2 separate regions of the Mus musculus genome follow, and region 2 is linked to region 1. A link is a loop called in an ENCODE intact Hi-C map of the cell type or tissue named here. Cell type or tissue: heart. All regions are shown on one strand. Links, peaks and the distances in the headings refer to the core of each region. The heading gives the core; the rest is flanking DNA. Region 1 overlaps Rxfp1 (relaxin/insulin-like family peptide receptor 1). Region 2 holds the start of Rxfp1 (relaxin/insulin-like family peptide receptor 1).

The links. Hi-C counts contacts between places; a loop is a spot of excess contacts. Peaks named below come from ENCODE experiments on the same cell type or tissue, not always from the same donor. Only the 100,000 strongest peaks of a DNase experiment are listed, where the experiment ranks them.
Region 2: a loop joins it to region 1, with 2.7 times the contacts of the local background. A loop is called at or near these places in 12 of 42 quality-filtered maps.

The regions. Positions count from the first base shown.
Region 1 is chr3:79,671,741-79,674,662 of GRCm38, reverse strand. The region is part of intron 5 of Rxfp1 (relaxin/insulin-like family peptide receptor 1); the gene reads left to right. Among named protein-coding and RNA genes, the nearest start is that of 4930579G24Rik, 44 kb to the right of the region's middle. In heart, for the core only: a CTCF peak has its summit at 1,373 (motif pointing left); no DNase peak of the experiment used is centred there.
Region 2 is chr3:79,736,007-79,738,928 of GRCm38, reverse strand. It overlaps Rxfp1 (relaxin/insulin-like family peptide receptor 1), which reads left to right and starts at 978. Exons shown (of 18, transcript NM_212452.2): 1 at 978-1,183. The coding sequence starts at 1,135. In heart, for the core only: no CTCF peak of the experiment used is centred there; no DNase peak of the experiment used is centred there.

The sequences.
Region 1 (2,922 bases), core at 235-2,734:
GTACTGAGAACAAAGCTAACTAACCCTATCAGGTCTGTGTGCATACATGCCACTGCCTGCCCATCGCAAGCCGTGAGACACTGACTGATAAGCAACTTACTTGTGCAAGTGAAAGAAAGCCACCTAAGTTGTTTGGGGATTTGTGGGTGCGTGGTGTATTCAGACCACAGCATGAAGTCCAGACTTACTGAAGCACCAGACCAACAGAGAGTGAGACATCCTCAGCTAAACCTGTCGTCTGACCATCCTGTGCTAGGCCAAGGGACCCACACACAGGGAACTCCCAGCTGTCCCAAGGATGTCAGCTCAGCACAGTCACCAACAATTGACAAGATTCATTCAGGTTGCCTCCCATCCATCCTTCCAAATCTAGCATTTCGCCTCCTCCTATTCCTGTGCCGGTCAGCACTGACTCTGTGCCTGCCTTCAGCAAATCTCCAACTATATTTCCTTATGTTTCATCTAACCATCTCTATCAGGTCTGTCTCTGCCTTCAGTAAAGCCCTCATGAATTACAGCCTCCTTAACCTCTTTATAATCCTGTAATTCCCTGCGTGTGTGTGTGTGTGTGTGTGTGTGTGTGTGTGTGTGTGTGTGTGTGTGTGTGTTGTGAGTTGGGGGTTTACCTAAGCGTTAATATTGGTAATAGAAGAACCTGTGATTGCCGTGGTTATGTTGTAGAGCAGTGGTTCTCACCCTTCTTGATGCCGTAACCCATTACTACAGTTCCTCGTGTTGTGGTGACTTCCAAGATTAAAGTTATTTAGTTGCTACTTCATAACTGTAATTTTGCTACTGTTACGAATCATAACATAAATTTCTGATGTGTGACCCACAGGTTGAGAACTACTACTGTAAAGAGCTATCAGAACTATTTTATAAACTACAGCCAACAAAAACAATAAATCTTACAAATGTGTTGTTATTCAGTAATTTATGACGGGGTGAAAAGACACAAATATGTCTGTCCATGTTTCTGACATCATGTGCTCATGACAGACATAATTCTTCAGTTTTATCTTCTGATAGCAAAATAAAAAGAAAGGCATAATCCTCAAGAGGCCAAGGTCCTGCCTTATGTTGTCAGAGATTTGTCTGTCTTTCTGATAGTTTAAACTGTGTAATAAACTTGGTGTTTTTTTTTTTTAATAATAAATAGATGGAACCAGAGGGAATCCAAATGAAAAATTAGTTCATAAAAATAAACTATTCTAAAGTGCCAGATATTTTAAAAGATTTATTTCGTGTTCGAAAATAAAACTCCAATGACAATCTATTTTTCAGAATTTCTCAGCTTAAAAAAAAATGCTTTTCAGGGCAACTCCCTGAATCCTCCGATGCCCAAAGACTCTTCCTGATATCTAGCTCCCCCTGGTGGCCACATATTTAGATGGCATCGGTATCAGTTCTATAGCATTTAGATACACAAAAACATTTTGGTGTTTGTTTGTTTGTTTGTTTGTTTGTGAGTGCTTTACCTGCATGTCTATCTGTGCACCATGTGCAAGCCTTGTGCCTGTGCAGGCCAGAAGAAGGCTTTGGATTCATTGGAACTGGAATTACAGATGGTTGTGAGCCACATTGTAGATGCTGGGAATGGACCCTGGGTTTTCTGGGAGAGCAGCTAATGCTCTCAACTGTTGAGCCATCTCTCCATCCCCTGCTTGTGTTTTGAAACAAGTCTCACTGTGAAGATCCAGCTGGCCTAGAACTAAGAGAAGTCCTCCTGCCTCCGTATCCCAAGTACTCGAATTATAGGCATGAGCCTTTGAATTTTTGCAAATCACTTCAAACAACAATCCAAAGAGCCTAACGACAAAACCTTCTGCCCGGTTTCTAGAGGCACACCTTGGCTCCATATACAGACAGTGCAATCTGCTGCTTACTAGACGCTCACTACAGGTGAAAACACAACACTCCATCTTCAAGTCTCCCTGTGTATCAGGAAATAGGATGTGTTACCTTTCACGTGACCGGGCCACCACATGTCACGGGAAAGAATCAATTCCGTAGCTGCGTTTTTCTGGTGGAATCAGGGGGATGCCTGTGAATCAAACTAACTGAAGTCCGTTCACATTGCTTTCTCTCTTTTACTGCTAACAAGTCATATATAAATGTGAGACAGTCTCCAGAACGATAGTAATGTGGATTCCAGACCCACCATCTTTGCTTCATCGTCCCTCGCAACCACAGGGCTGCAACATTGCGCACGGGTGCACGGAACGGGAGAGCTTAGCCCTGGGTCCTGTTCCTTCTAATATGCAGTCATGTATGGAGTCCAAACGTCCAGGGCGACTCGAGGTCACTCTGTAAGCCTGTGTGACGTTCCAGTCTAGTTCACTGGCCGTTTAAACCCCTTACGGGTTGTCTCAATGGCTTTTGAGACCAAGGTTTACGGTGTCAGATTACTCAGACTCAATTCGATTTACTAGGATTTGGGGTTGCTTTGCGATAAGATTTGTGGTATCATATGTCACAAATACTTTTTTGTCTGTTTCTATGTGAGCACTTATAAATCTGAATATGTAACAGGAAAATGTAAAAGCCTGGATTTTAGGCCCATGTGATCAGTGCGTGCTTTTCTCTGCATTAGTTCTTGTCTAGAAAATTAATTCTAAATAACCACTTTAGCTCCTATTGGTGTAGCTTTACAACTTCAAAGTTTTGCAGTTGTTTTACTAATTGAGAATTTCATGCAATATATTTTTATCATATTCATCCCACAGATCCACCCCTGCCTCCATATCTCTCCCAGCTATGTGACTTCTTTCTGTGTTTTTTTTTAATGACCCACTGAGTCTAATTTGTGTTGCCCGTAAACTTGGGGTGGGGGAGGGGTCATCCACTGGAGCAGAGTTAACCTACCAGAGCCCACACTTGTAAAGAAAACTGGATCTTCCCTCCCATTGGGAACCATCTCTT
Region 2 (2,922 bases), core at 302-2,801, 64 kb before region 1:
GGGTTCCCAAGCAGCTTCATGCACATTCTACCTTAGCTGACATTTCCTCTCCCCCTCCTTTCTCCATCCCCTTTCAAAGCCTTATGTGACTGTGATGACCATAATTCTATAAATACACTACTAAGTCAAAAATAAGAATTGTATACTCTGGCTAAGGCAAAATGTTGCTCGTAGAAGTGTGGTTTGAATTCATATACTTTCTTCATCCCATGCCAGCCAGATTGAAGCTTGTCACATGAGTGGCTGCCATTTGGTAGTTACCTGCTGTGCACTAGGGCCTGTGCCACACATCCAGTGTGCCCTGTGTGGAGCCCCAGAGCCATCCTGCTGAACAGGAATCTTATTCCTGAAAACCAGGTTCAGATAACAGGTGCCAGCCCCAAAGTGTCAGAATCCCTAAGATTTGGACTCAGGAAGACTTTAGTGTTCAGCCACAGTATATCAAGGTCTCTACTAAAGTAAAATCTAGGAGTATAAAAGGATTTTTTATGTGGTTTTTATGTTTTTTTGTTTGAGCCATATCTAATGCTCAACTTTCCAAACAGATTTAAAATGCCACTGCAATCACACCTTAATCCCTCCTTTATAGCTGTGCCACAAAAGCATTCATAGAGGGGGTAAAATGTTACCATGCTTGGGATTTACCTCAGGTCAAGTTCTTTCTAACATCGTGGTCAATGTCCATATATGTATGTGAAGGCTTTGTCAGAGCATAGAAACAAAATGTTTAGTGTAAACAGAGCCTATGTGCTCTCAGAAACTTTCCTCACCACCTCTCTCTCTCTTTCTCTCTCTCTCTCTCTTTCTCCCTCTCTTCCTTTCTCTCTTTCTCTCTCCCCGTGTGTGTGTGTGTGTGTGTGTGTGTGTGTGTGTGTGTGTAGAAAGATAGAAGGGACTCAAGAGAGGAAAGAGGGAGGGGCAGAGAGGGATAAAGGAAGGGAGGGAATGAGGGAGGGACACAGAGAGAGAGAGAGAGAGAGAGAGAGAGAGAGAGAGAGAGAGAGAGAGAGAGAGCTGCCTTATAGCTGCTAAGACTGCAGACAGAAATAGCACAACCACTGTGAGCTGTGCGCGACTCATCTCATCCAAGACCACGTTTTATCTTTCATTAATCAGTTGCTCAGAAAGAAGGAAATGACATCTGGTCCATTCTTCTTCTGCATCTTCATTATTGGAAAATATTGTGAGTATGTTCGGTGTCTAATTTTATGTGCCTTAGTGCTTTGTGAAATAGTCTCAAGTACAAATGTTCATTCCTTACATTCATGCTTTTAACCTAAAATGCATGCTCTGATAAAAATTGCAAACTCACTTTAGAATCACTCTTCTTAGGATATTTCTGATATTTGTACTGGAATATTTTGTCATAGTCAAAAGTTAAGCAAAACTAACATATTTTATAAGCCTATGCTTTATTACAGACAACTTTTATCACTGATAAAATTTAATATTTAAAGAGAGTCTGTAAGTTCTGTGCAAAGACTATGCCCGTTGCTCTACCCCAGAGTGGTCCTAATATTTGTTTGTTTATTTCGATGTGGTTGAAGCACATTACCATCCTGTGAGGTGCTGTCTGGGTGGACATCCACACAGAGATGTAGCCATGTAACTCTTTTGCCAGGTTTTTGCCTTGTTCCTTGAAAGAAAAGCAAGGGAAAGCATGAAGAAATGTAAAGCACAGGGACTCAAGAAAATAAAAAGTCATTTTACTTTTATTATAATGGCAAATTTCCTTTGTATATTAAGCCATGGTTTTTTTTTAATCTTATTTAAAATTTAAGGGGAAGGGTTGTTATACATTATACATCATTAAATTGTCTCTCTGAGTTAAGAAAACATGTATGCTTGTTATAACAATGAAATAATCCTACCCCAGATCAGAATGAAAGTTTCTAAGTCTCTTTAATACATTAGGATTGCAGGGGAAGGGGGGTTGTGAGTGTCATCAAATTTAAAACACAAGCATGTTTATATTCTCTCTCTCAAATTCTACAAACATGGTGTTTATACTGAGATATTCTACTGAATTTCTCAGGGTCACAGTCCATCTTGAATCTCTTAATTCTGATAGCATCTATTTTGATGATTTTTTTTCTTTTTCCCTCTGACCACAGTACAACTAAATAGTTAAAGATTGAGACAATTTCAAAACTAGAGAAATAACCCAGAATCCCTGAGACTATTCGGCTCCTAATTTTCTATATCTCAATCTTAACTGTGACATTCATACTTTATCTAAAGTAAGAAAATCTCAAACTGCAAATCATAATAAAAGACTGGGTCTTTCTAATTATAATTCAGTATTTAAGGTATCAGGGCTATAAATACACACACACACACACACACACACACACACACGAGCTATACCTGAGCTTTTGACATTTGCAGCAAAAGCTCTTTGAAATTAATGATCAATTTCAACATTTCCTATTCAATCTCAAGGAGGTGCATAGATTGAGAGACCCAAAAGAATATTCTACAACAGATGATCTAGTAGGAAGAACTTAAGATGTATATAAAAAGTGTTCAGAGCAGGATAAGAAGGAATGTTGACTGATGTGATACCAAAGATGCTCCAGGCTATAAGAATTCCTCGTGTTAAATTAATTTCTTAATGTATTTTTTTTTTAGAAAGGGTTTCCTTGTGTAGCCTTGGCTGTCCTAGAACTCACTCTATAGGCTAGGTTAGCCTTGAACTCACAGAGTTTTACCTGACTCTGTCTCCTGAGTGCTGGAATTAAAGGCATGCATCACTACTGCCCTGCAATAAATTTTCATAATCAAAACTTTGAAAGTGATAAGGATGATGATAATGCCAGAACCATCCTTTTACATTGAAGTTCTCTTTAGGTTTAAAAAAGAAAATCAAAAACAAAACAAAACATAAAACAGTGTAAATAGTTGCATAGTTGTACGTTCCAA